Linked DNA regions of Homo sapiens: region 2 is linked to region 1. Evidence: read pairs that join two places in POLR2A ChIA-PET (ENCODE). Cell type or tissue: OCI-LY7. All regions are shown on one strand. Each heading gives the region's core, and the rest is flanking DNA. Links, peaks and the distances in the headings are about the cores only.

Region 1 (5,375 bases), core at 376-5,375:
AAAGTGCTGGGATTACAGGCATGAGCCACTGCGCCTGGCCAAATGTGTATTGCTTTTGCACGGTGGTAAAGTTTTAAAATTGTAGATCAAACCATTGTAAGCTGGGGACAGTCTATATACACCTACTTTTTATTTTGAAATAATTGTAGAGTCACCTGCAAGAGAAATGTACAGGGAAGTCACATGTACCCTTCTCTCAGTCTCCTGCAATGTTAACATCCTATGCAACTATAATACAATATCACAACCAAAAAATTGGCATCAATATCACCCATCCTTTCTACCCTTCCCTAATCCCCAGAGAATGACTAGCCTGTTCTCTATCTCAATAATTATGTTATTATTATTATTATTTTTAGACACAGGGGTCTTGCTATGTCGCCCAGGTTGGTCTTGAACTCCTAGGCTCAAACGATCCACCTGACTCAGCCTCCCAAAGTGCAGGGAGTATGGGTGCAAGCCACCAAGCCCAGCCTATGTCTATAATTATGTTATTACATGATTGTTACATAAAGGCAATAATGTACTATGTATTCTTTTGAAATTATTTTTTTTAACCCAGCATAATTTCCTAGAGATTTATCCAAGGTGTTGTATTGTTTTTTCATTGCTGATTAGTAGTCCATGGTATGTATGTATCGCAGTTTTAGCCATTTATTCATCAAAGGAGATTTGGGTAGTTTCCAGTTTTGGACTCATAAATACAGCTGCTATGAACATTCTTCTACAAACTTCTGTGTGAAAATGTCATTTCTCTGTCTAAGGGTGCAAATGCTGAGTTGTACAATAAGTACATCTTGTTTTCAAAGGAAGTACCAAACTATTTTCCATAGTGGCTGTACCTTTCCTACCAACATGCATGTTGGTATTCATATCTAAGTGTGTGATCCATATCTAAGAAGACTATGTCTAACTCAATAACATAGGGATTTTCATCTAATAATTTTTTAATTTTAATTTTTAAATTCAGGTCTATGATTCATTTTGAGTTTTTTCATTTTTTTTTTTGTATTGGCTGAAGGCCACAATAATCTTAGGGTCCCATGAAAATGCTTTAAATCTTTTCAAATAATAAGAACAAATTAAGTGCAATTGATGGCAGCAGCGGGCTGTCCACGGCGGTCGCTGTCATCAGGTCAGCTGCTGTGGGGAGGGTGCCAGGAGGAGGCAGAGCTGGGCTGGAGTAATGCTGTGCTCCACAGAGCCAGCAGGAGCCAGGGTAAGCGAGAGCCCCCCCGCCAAGCCTGCCACGTTGGGTGCCACTGCAATGGGGCTGAGCTGAGCCACCTGCCAGCAGGGAGCAGCATGGTTGGGCACAGAGGGGTGGGCAGAGAGGGGCCCAGTAAGGACCTGGAGCTGCAAGGAGGCATGGCCAGGGCTGCCTGCATGCTGCTCCACAGAGTAGGCAGGCGGGAGTCCTACCCTCCCAGGCACAGGACCTGGGCATCTCTGCAGTCTGCACCCTTGGGGTCCTGGGAAAGTCCCCCTCCCCCCTCAGGCTTGGGGGGTGTCTGCTCCTGCTGCCTGGCCTCTCCCTGCCCCTGGTGCCTGCTCCAATCTCAGAGCAGGGTTGGGGCTGAGCCCAGGCACTGTTACAGTCTGGCCAGGTGTGTGCACACTTGGAGCAGAGCTGACACACCAGCCCCCTGCTGTCTTGGTCCTTTCCGGAATTTGGGCCCCAAGGAGCTCTGGGGGGAAGCCGAGGGGCGCCTGAGGGCAACCCAGCACTGGCCTACAGGTGCCCTTTTGCACAAGCAGCCTGGGCACCATGGATGGTGGCAGGAGGCAGATCGGCTCCTGGGTGGAAGAGGACAGGTTACTGGTGAAGCCCCACCTTCAGGCCAGGCTGCTAGTACTGCTGACTGGAGTGGGAACTTGTGGTGCCTTTTCCAGGCCCTCCCATGGCCGCCCACAGACCAATTGGCAGCACTTCCTCCCATCTGAGGCCCATAAAAGCCCTGGGCTCAGCCAGAGCACTGCAGATGATGAGACGTCCAGCTGCAGAGAGGAGCTACCCTCTCTGCTGATAGCTGAACACTTGTCAGGATGGCTAGCTGCAGAAGGAGCTACCCTCTTTGCTTCTAGAACTCAACACTTGTTGGGATGACTTGCCTAGCAGAGAGGAGCCATCCCCATCTCGCCACCTTGCAGGCGAAGAGGAGGAAAGAAGAGCTGTGGCCCTTCGGGGAGCTCAGACCTGGGAGCTCTTCAAGCCAGGGCTGTCACTCCCTCCTTGGAGCCCTTCGGTTCCTGGTGTCTCCAAGCTTCCAGGCACCACCATGTTCCCTGGTGCCAGGAATGGAAGCTGCTTGCATGTGCCTGGTCCAGCTGCAGCCTTGCAGAGAGCCAGCGTGCAAGCTGGCACCTAGAATTGCTCACCCTGCTGAGGCAGCCGGCATGTCTGACTGCACAGTTGGACTCCATGCTCACTCACACACCCCTCACCCCTCACCCCTCACCACTTCATGCAGTCTCCCTCGGCAGGGGAGGGATCCTGGTTGGTAGTGTGAGCCGAGCGCAGCCTGCAAAGCCAAGTGGGCAGAGTGAGCCCAGCGGGCCTGAGCAAAACTTGGACAAAGGTGCCACTGGCCACAGAGGTTTCCAGCCAAAAACCAACACCCCAAAGATCCACTAACATAATCAGTTGGGATTACATTTGTATTTATAGCAACACAGTTTTAAAACATAATTTTTTGGGCTTGGTGGCCTGTGCCTATAATCCCAGCTATTGGGAAGCTGAGGTGGGAGGATCACTTGAGGTCAGGAGGTCTAGACCAGCCTGGGCAACATATGGAGACCCTCTCTTTAAAAAAAAAGTGAAATATAGGCCAAGCACAGTGGCTCACGCCTGTAATCTCAGCACTTTGGGAAGCTGAGGCAGGCGGATCACCTGAGGTCAGGAGTTCGAGACCAGCCTGGCTAACATGGTGAAACCCTGTTTCTACTAAAAATACAAAAAATTAGCTGGGTGTGGTGGTGCGTGCCTGTAATCCCAGCTACTTGGGAGGCTGAGGCAGGAGAATCATTTGAACCTGGGAGGCAGAGGTTGCAGTGAGCCGAGATTGTGCCATTGCACTCCAGCTTGGGCAACAAGAGTGAAACTCTGTCTCAAAAGAAAAAAAAGAAATATAGTTTTTTTTTTGGCAGGATGTGGTGGCTCACGCCTGTAATCCCAGCACTTTGGGAGGCCGAGGCGGGCAGATCACTTGAGGTCAGGAGTTTGAGACATAACAAGCCTCTTTTCATAACAAGCCTCTTTCAATCACACCTAATGAGGTGACATGGAGTGGGGCCCCTAAATGGCTTTAGGATGGGTGCTGGTCCCCACAAAATTAGAAGGTGGGGCCGGGGATGGCAAGACCCTGTCTCTACTAAAAATACAAAAATTAGCCAGGCGTGGTAGTGCACACCTATAATCACAGCTACTAGGGAGGCTGAGGTAGGAGAATTGCTTGAACCCAGGGGACGCAGTTGCAGTGAGCCGAGATGGCACCACTGCACTCCAGCCTGGACGACAGAGTGAGACTCTGTCTCAACAAAAAACAAAGAAACAAAAAGAGCAAATATAATTAAATTTTTTAATAGAAGAATGTACCTCTGATGTTCTTCCTGACACTAAATACATGGTGACTTTCCACACCAATTCTTCAATTCTCTGTCAGCAACTGGGTGGCCTACAAGTCATTTCAATTCTGACGTCAACTCCAGGAGTTAGTTCAGATCCCACAAATTAATGGCTCAGTCCCACAAGGATACCCTCCTTCAGACACCAGTCACAAGTTCCTTAGGCCACCTGCACTCCGACTGACCAGCTGTGAAGTCAAGGCTTCCTATAATTCCTTCCTCATGGTGAATAATTCACTAGAATGACTCACAGAACTGAGGAAAATGTGTTTCTTACATTTACTAGTTTATTATGAAGGATGCCACTCAAATAACTGAATGGAAGAGATGCACAGGGCAATGTAAAGGGGGACTATGCAGAGCTTCCGTGCCCTGTTGCTCTTCCCCACAGTACTCTCGTGTGTTTGCCAGTGCAGAACCTCTTCTATCTCTTGTTGAAGAATTTATAACTCAATCACCAGCCCCTTCTTCTCCCTGGAGGTAGGGCATGGGGTGAGGCTGAAAGTTCCCACTTTTCAATTATTTTGGGGGTGGAAGGAGGAGGTCTCTCTCTGTTACCCAGCCTGGTGTTCAATGGTGTGAACACAGCCTACTGCAGCCCTGACTTCCTGTGCTCAAGCGATCCTCCCACCTTGGCCTCCCAAAGTACTGGGATTACAGGTGTGAGCCACCATACCCAGCCCCCTTCTAATTTTGTGGGGATCAGCACCCATCCTGAAGCCATCTAGGGGCCCCACTCCATGTCACCTCATTAGGTGTGATTGAAAGAGGCTTGTTATGAAAAACAAAAGATACTCCTGTTAGAAAATTCCATGTGTTTTAGGAGCTCTGTCTCAGGAACGAGGGACAAAGCCCAAATACAGTTGATCTTTGCACAACCAGGGGATTAGGGGAGCTGACCCTTCACACAATAGAAAATTTACGCATAACTTTCACTCCCCAAAAACTTAATTATTAATAGCTTACTGTTGACAAGAAGCCTTACCAATAACATAAACAATTAGTACATACATTGTATATTATATGTGTTATGTATTGCATTCTTAGAGTAAGCTAGAGAAAAGAAAATGTGATTACAAAAGTCATACGGAAGATTGTTCATTAAGCAGATGTGGATCATTATAAAGATCTTCATCCTTGTCTTCACATTGAGTAGGCTGAGATGGAGGAGAAAGACCAGGGGTTGGTCTTGCTGTTTCAGAGGTGTCACAGGCAGGGAAAAAAGCCACCTACGAGTGGATCTGCGCAGTTCAAACTCGTGTTGTTCAAGCGTCAACTGTATATACATTTACTGTAGCATAGAAACCAAGAAAGCAAAAGTGCCTAGGGCCATGGAAGTCATAACGTGGCCCTTTGAGTTAGGCAGTTTTACCAGCAGTTTTGAGACTATGGCAGCTTGGAATGGGTCCAAAAATAAGCATCAGTGGATGATGGTAGTGGAGATGCAGTGAAATGAACTGGCTTGGGCTTTGATTTAGAGTCAGTTGGACCGGCTGATGGATTCATTTGAGAGGTGAATGAAAGAGAAATCAGGATGTCTTTACAGCTTTTAAAATTTGAGGCCAGTTATGGTGGCTTACACTTGTAATCCCTGCACTTTGGGAGGCCAAGGTGGGTGGATCGCTTGAGCTCAGGAGTTCAAGACCAGCCTGGGCAAAATGATGAAACCCTGTCTCTACAAAATATACAAAAATTAGCTGGGCATGGTGGTGGACACCTGTAATCCCAGCTACTTAGGAGGCTGAGGCAAG
Region 2 (5,375 bases), core at 234-5,233, 150 kb after region 1:
CTTTCCAAAATGTTGCATTAAGTAATAGTTGTCACTCTGTTGGTCTCATGGTCAATATCAATCAGACTTTCATGATCTCTACTAATTATTAGTAGAGTCCTGTACTATGTCTGTAACTACTAAGTTTAAAGAAAAGCACATAGTCACTTCATCTCTTTTTTTCTTAGCCTACGCTCACTCCCCAACCCATCCCAACATTGACATGCTATCTGTGGACAAATAGCAGTTCTCAGAATCTAGTCAAGTTGCCATCATCCCCCTTGCCTTGGCCGTTCATAGTAGGTATGCATATGTTTGTTTCTGTACAGTACTGTGTGTGTGTGTGTGTATATATATATACATCTGTATGCACACATCTTTGATAAAATAGCTATTTGACTAGCAGGGTTAAAGTGGCTTTTAATTACTTCGTGAGTGTTATTGGATACATCTTAAAAAAAAAAAATCTGAACCAGAACCATGCCATACTTGGTTGACTATTTTGAGCATTAAAATTGCTTTACTAATTATTTAGACATGATCACAATTCTGTATCTTTACTGAGGAAAGATTCACGTAAGCTCTGAAAAATCGGATTCTTTGGCAGATTTTCCTTTGAGTCAAGTGTCTGAAATGGAGTGAAAATATATCCTAACTAAATTAATGTGGAAAGAGCATTTTTTTAGACAATTTCAATTTTAAACACATAAAACTTTCAAGATCTTCAGGACTTTTTAAAGCACATTTGAAATTATTTTAGTAAGAATTTTGTTTTATCAATAGATGTTGAATTCTGTTTTTTAATTAAATACAAAGCTTAGATTTCAGAAAGAGAGGGAAAATAGCTGGTGGTCCCAGAGTGTGCTGCTGTTAATTGTTTAACAAAGGGGAAAATGTACATAAACAGATAAAGTTACCATAAATTCCATGAACTTAAATCTGTGATTCATTGCCTTAAAACTTTCTCTCTTAGAATTTCCATACCGCATGCCAAACCAGTAAAATGGCTTTTAAAAATGTATAGTAGACAATGTCAGTTTGTATAAAAGTACCAAGTGAAAATATTTATTACATGCATTGGAAAAAAATTGTTTACCTATTGAATGTTACCTGTTTATGTAGAGCTCTTTAGATGTAATAAAAGAAAAGCCTTCAGTTAATTTGTCTTCTGTAAAATAACACTGCTGGATGTTCAAGGGGACAATCCCTATGAGACAAGTGATAATGGTTTGTGCTTCCAAAGCACCTTTCATCCAGAGATTTCAAAGCATGACAAGTAACTAACTAATTTTCTTGCAGCATGCTTTGAGGTAAGTAATGAATATAGCCATCATTTCCCTTTCTTGTTGAAATATGGCTAACTCTTTAATAAATCACAGCATCTGTTTAGTATCTGCAGTTTGAATGCTAAGAGCACCGTGGCCTTCTTGTAAACAACACTAGGTGCTAGAGAAACCAGCTGGAATTTCAGGAATGAGCTTGAAACCAGGACCAGGAGTAAGGTAACAGCCCTTCCTCGGGTAGAGGTTTGAATCAAACACTTAATAGGATCTTAGACTCTGGACCACTGAATCCCTTAATGAGCAGGGAGTCCGTGAAGAGGAGCCCCAGGTTCTAATGACCATTCCACACCAACTGTGTGTTTTTGGCAAGTTATATTTCAGATTCCTGTTAGGCAAATGAGATTCATAAAACTTGCTTTAAAACCATACTGGGACTATTCAGTGATAAATATAGACATAGAAAAGCTTTGACGGAAAGTACCCTCATTTATTATATCCAGAACTTGCTCTTCCTGTGCCATCTAAATCATTGGTATCTATCTCCCATCTAATCTTTGGTATTCCAGGTTGGCTGTGCAGGATTTACTTCCTAATGTCCATGACTGGAGCTCAAAAGAACTGTGGGCCTAGGACCTTTGAGCTTTGCCTGAAAGTGACAGCAGTTCTCTCGGCGGGGCCAGCATCTAACCGGCCCTCTGGTGGATTTACCATGAAGGTAATGAAGTTTAAGCACCAGGACCCTTCACTTGTTCTGGTCCTAGGAGCAGCCCCAGAAATTCTGCATTTCTGTTTTTGTATTCTTAAGGCAGCCAAATCTCGTAAACCTCAGACCCCACAAAACATCTGCTCCTACACTGTGTGGACCTGGGCTTCCCAGCCAGATGGTCACAACTTCACCTAGTTGGCATTTGGGCCATTTATTTACCCTCACCCCACAAAACTCTTTGGCTCCTAGGAATTCCTCCTCTCCTTGCAGTTATGCTTGGGGAAATGAGAGTCTCCTTCCTCAGGGCCTTGTTTGGGTCTGAAGCCACACAGCATCGTTGAGACAGTTGCACTAACACTACAACTCTTGTTCCCTGCAGTTTTCCCTGTGCCCGGTGCCTAGTGAAAGATTTGTGTCTTGTACATCCTCCCAAAAGACACATCCCATTTGATTTGGTTTTCTTCTACTTTAGCCACTGTGGTACTACTAGACAAAGCCACAGCCCAGAGAACCCACTTTTGATACATACATGGATGCAAATCTTTGTACTTGAAGCCCTGCACCCCTACCTGTGTTGGTGTGGTACTCCAGCCCTTTTAGGACTGTGCTGGCACTACGAATGATCCAGATTTGACAAGTGTATGGCACCTCTGAATCTCTGGCAGCACCAACCTGGCACCTTCTAGCTGTGTAACTCACTCAAAGCCACTCCAGCTGGATGGACTCCCAGAAAGCCTAGTGCTCCTACTACTGTTTTCCAGGGCTGTTGTACCCTGGCCATTGCTGGTTACATCCCCTTATTTCTCTCCGTAAGTCCTGGGGAGGTGGCTTAAGGCAATGACCAGTGTGGGCCACTTGAGCAGACCATCCCGGAACCTCTCTGCCTGTTAACAGAGCCCAGGGAACAGCTCGGAATTCTCACAGCATTGGAAGCCCCCTTCTTGAGCTCTGCAAGGCCAGTCAATTTAGCAGCTCACATCTGGTTTCCTTTGGTGTGGGGTGTAAAGTAGATCGCTCTTCCTGCTCTCAGCTGATGCTGCCTCATTGTAGCATGTGTTTTCACTCTAGTGTTTTCACTCTACACTCTGTGTTTATGAATGAATAGCCTGAGCTATGTCACTATATCTGTTGAGATGGAAATGAGAATTTGTAAATGGGCCTCTGGCACTGCAAGAATTGTTGTCATAAGTGTTACAGCTTTCTGTTCATTGCTGCTTCTCAGCTAGCACTGGCTTCATCTTGGAAAATCTTGGAAATATGGAAGATGGTTCTAGCCCCCAAATACAGAATAAGTCTCTTGGTAGATTGCCCTTAAGTCATCAGCTCAATCCTTCCTCAACAGGCTCCATGAGGTAAGAAGTGGGAATCCAGCTTGTGTGGGGGGGCTTTGAGGAGTGAAATGATTTGCCCAAAGTCACAGTGGGAAGCAGCAGAGCCAGGACTGGAACCCAGGCCAGACTCCAAACCGCAGGCTCCTTCCATGCTTGAAAGGGCCGGACTCACGGTAGTTAATAAAATCAATACAAATCTTTTATTAAAGATCTACTCATACCATGGCTGAAATCATCTATTATTGTTGCTAGTTAGCCTCTCTTCTATAGTTGGGTAATGTTGTCTTGCCACTGTGTTTGCCATCTCTCCCAAGTGAAAAGAACACTTTTTAAAAAAAATTAATTGCTCCAAGTTTTCAGGCCCAGGGGAGGCTCTCCCATTCTCCTCCTTCAATAGTCCCGTCCAGGAAGGGTGATCTTGTGGATAAATTCATCATACTTCACTTTGCCATTGGGTTCGATATCTGCTTCCCTGAAGAGATCATCCACTGCAATAAATCACATTTAATTTTTCAGTTTGGCTTTAGTGTTCCATTATAAAACAGTGAGTTTTTTGGGGACTGGAGCTCCCCTAAGGTCTTCCCTGAGCGTGCAGTTGACTATTCCTGTAGACCAGGAAGTAAACCAGTGAACAGAAAGGGACAACCCATCCCTGCACTCCTGAGACCCTTATTCCATTTTGAGCTAATCGGGCTTTCTGCAGGGGCAGGGAGTAGGGAGGTGTACTGGTAAGGATTCGGTCACTGATGCCACCGTGTGCTTTTTTTTTTTTTTTTTTAAAACAGTTTCGCTCTTGTTGCCCAGGCTGGAGTGCAGTGGCACAATCTCAGCTCACTGCAACCTCCGCCTCCCAGGTTCAAGCGATTCTCCTGCCTCAGGCTCCTGAGTAGCTGAGCTTACAGGCAAGTACCACCATGCCCGGCTAATTTTTGTATTTTTAGTAGAGACGGGGTTTCACCATGTTGGCCAGGCTGGTCTTGAACTCCTGACCTCAGGTGAGCCATCCACCTCAGCCTCCCAAAGTGCTGGGATTACAGGCATGAGCCACTGTGCCCGGCCCACCCTGTGCTTTTATTTTTATTTTTTCATGAAAATATGACCCCTGTGCCCATATTTCTAGAATCCTTTGGCCTGGAGTTTTTACCTTCCGCAGCTCAGCCTGCAAACAGAGCGAACATCCTCCACAGTCCCAGGCTTCGGCCTGCTCCTCACTTGCCTGCCTTTTCCCCTAAGCCGGTGCTCCTCACCACCTCTGCCCCCACCCCAAGAGAGGACTTAGTGACAAGCACTGTCTGCTACCATCACCTCTAAAAAAAAAAAAAAATGTTTGGGGGATGGGGTTTATATGAGAGAAAAATAAATCCAACTCTGTTGAGAGCTCACAGTATACAAAACAAAACTGCCATTGTTCTCCATCACTCCAAAAAAAAAAAAAAAATCACTTCATTTGCTTGTTTCTTCTGGTTCTGGATTCCTGGGATAAAATAATAGCTTGTCCCAGGCGTTGGCAAGAGCCATTTCAGCTTGTATTCTCCACAATGGCCTCTTGGGGTCAACCTACCATGGCTCTTTAGCCTGTCCTCATCTCACTGCCCTGTGTCAACTTCCCAGGCCTGGATACCTTCCACACACACACCTCCGGTCGTCAGTTAGAAAATATCCTGTGATTCTCTGCTTAACTATCCTTCTCGAAAGTATAATCACCATGCCTTGGCCTAAGCTGATAGTAGTTCTGAGTATTTATTGGGAGAATGTTGAGGACAGTATAATTCATCTCATTTTGTGGAGAAGTTTCCACAATCAGCCAGGTGGCTAAAACCATCCTGGGGGATAGGCCAACATCAGCTCCAGGGCCAGTCACTGCAGCCTCTTCCCATCTGGGCGAGGGACAGCACTTAGCCAGGTGCCAAGTCTGAGGACACCTGAGTAGAACAGCCTTTCACTCCATCTCACTTCAAAGACCCATAGAAAGCCAAAGTGCTAAAGTCAGCCCATCCCAGGCCTCAGGAGAAGGCTTCACCCACAGCCATTCCAAGGATGCTTTTTAAACTGAAAATTGTCTTTCGATCACCCAGA

What was found. ChIA-PET counts read pairs that join two places held together with the same protein. Peaks named below come from ENCODE experiments on the same cell type or tissue, not always from the same donor. Only the 100,000 strongest peaks of a DNase experiment are listed, where the experiment ranks them.
Region 2: POLR2A ChIA-PET joins it to region 1 with 14 read pairs; 4 of 35 experiments call an interaction of 5 or more read pairs at or near these places.

The regions. Positions count from the first base shown.
Region 1 is chr15:68,044,215-68,049,589 of GRCh38, forward strand. No RefSeq gene overlaps it. Among named protein-coding and RNA genes, the nearest start is that of PIAS1, 7.4 kb to the right of the region's middle. RefSeq lists enhancers at 758-1,278, 1,279-1,798. In OCI-LY7, for the core only: no CTCF peak of the experiment used is centred there; no DNase peak of the experiment used is centred there.
Region 2 is chr15:68,190,326-68,195,700 of GRCh38, forward strand. PIAS1 (protein inhibitor of activated STAT 1) reads left to right here. Exons shown (of 14, transcript NM_016166.3): 14 at 1-3,522. It overlaps CALML4 (calmodulin like 4), which reads right to left. Exons shown (of 5, transcript NM_033429.3): 5 at 380-3,787. The coding sequence ends at 3,690. Among named protein-coding and RNA genes, the nearest start is that of CALML4, 12 kb to the right of the region's middle. In OCI-LY7, for the core only: CTCF peaks have their summits at 1,911, 2,114, 4,838 and 5,037; a DNase peak (open chromatin) is centred at 4,836; H3K27ac peaks cover 3,128 bases.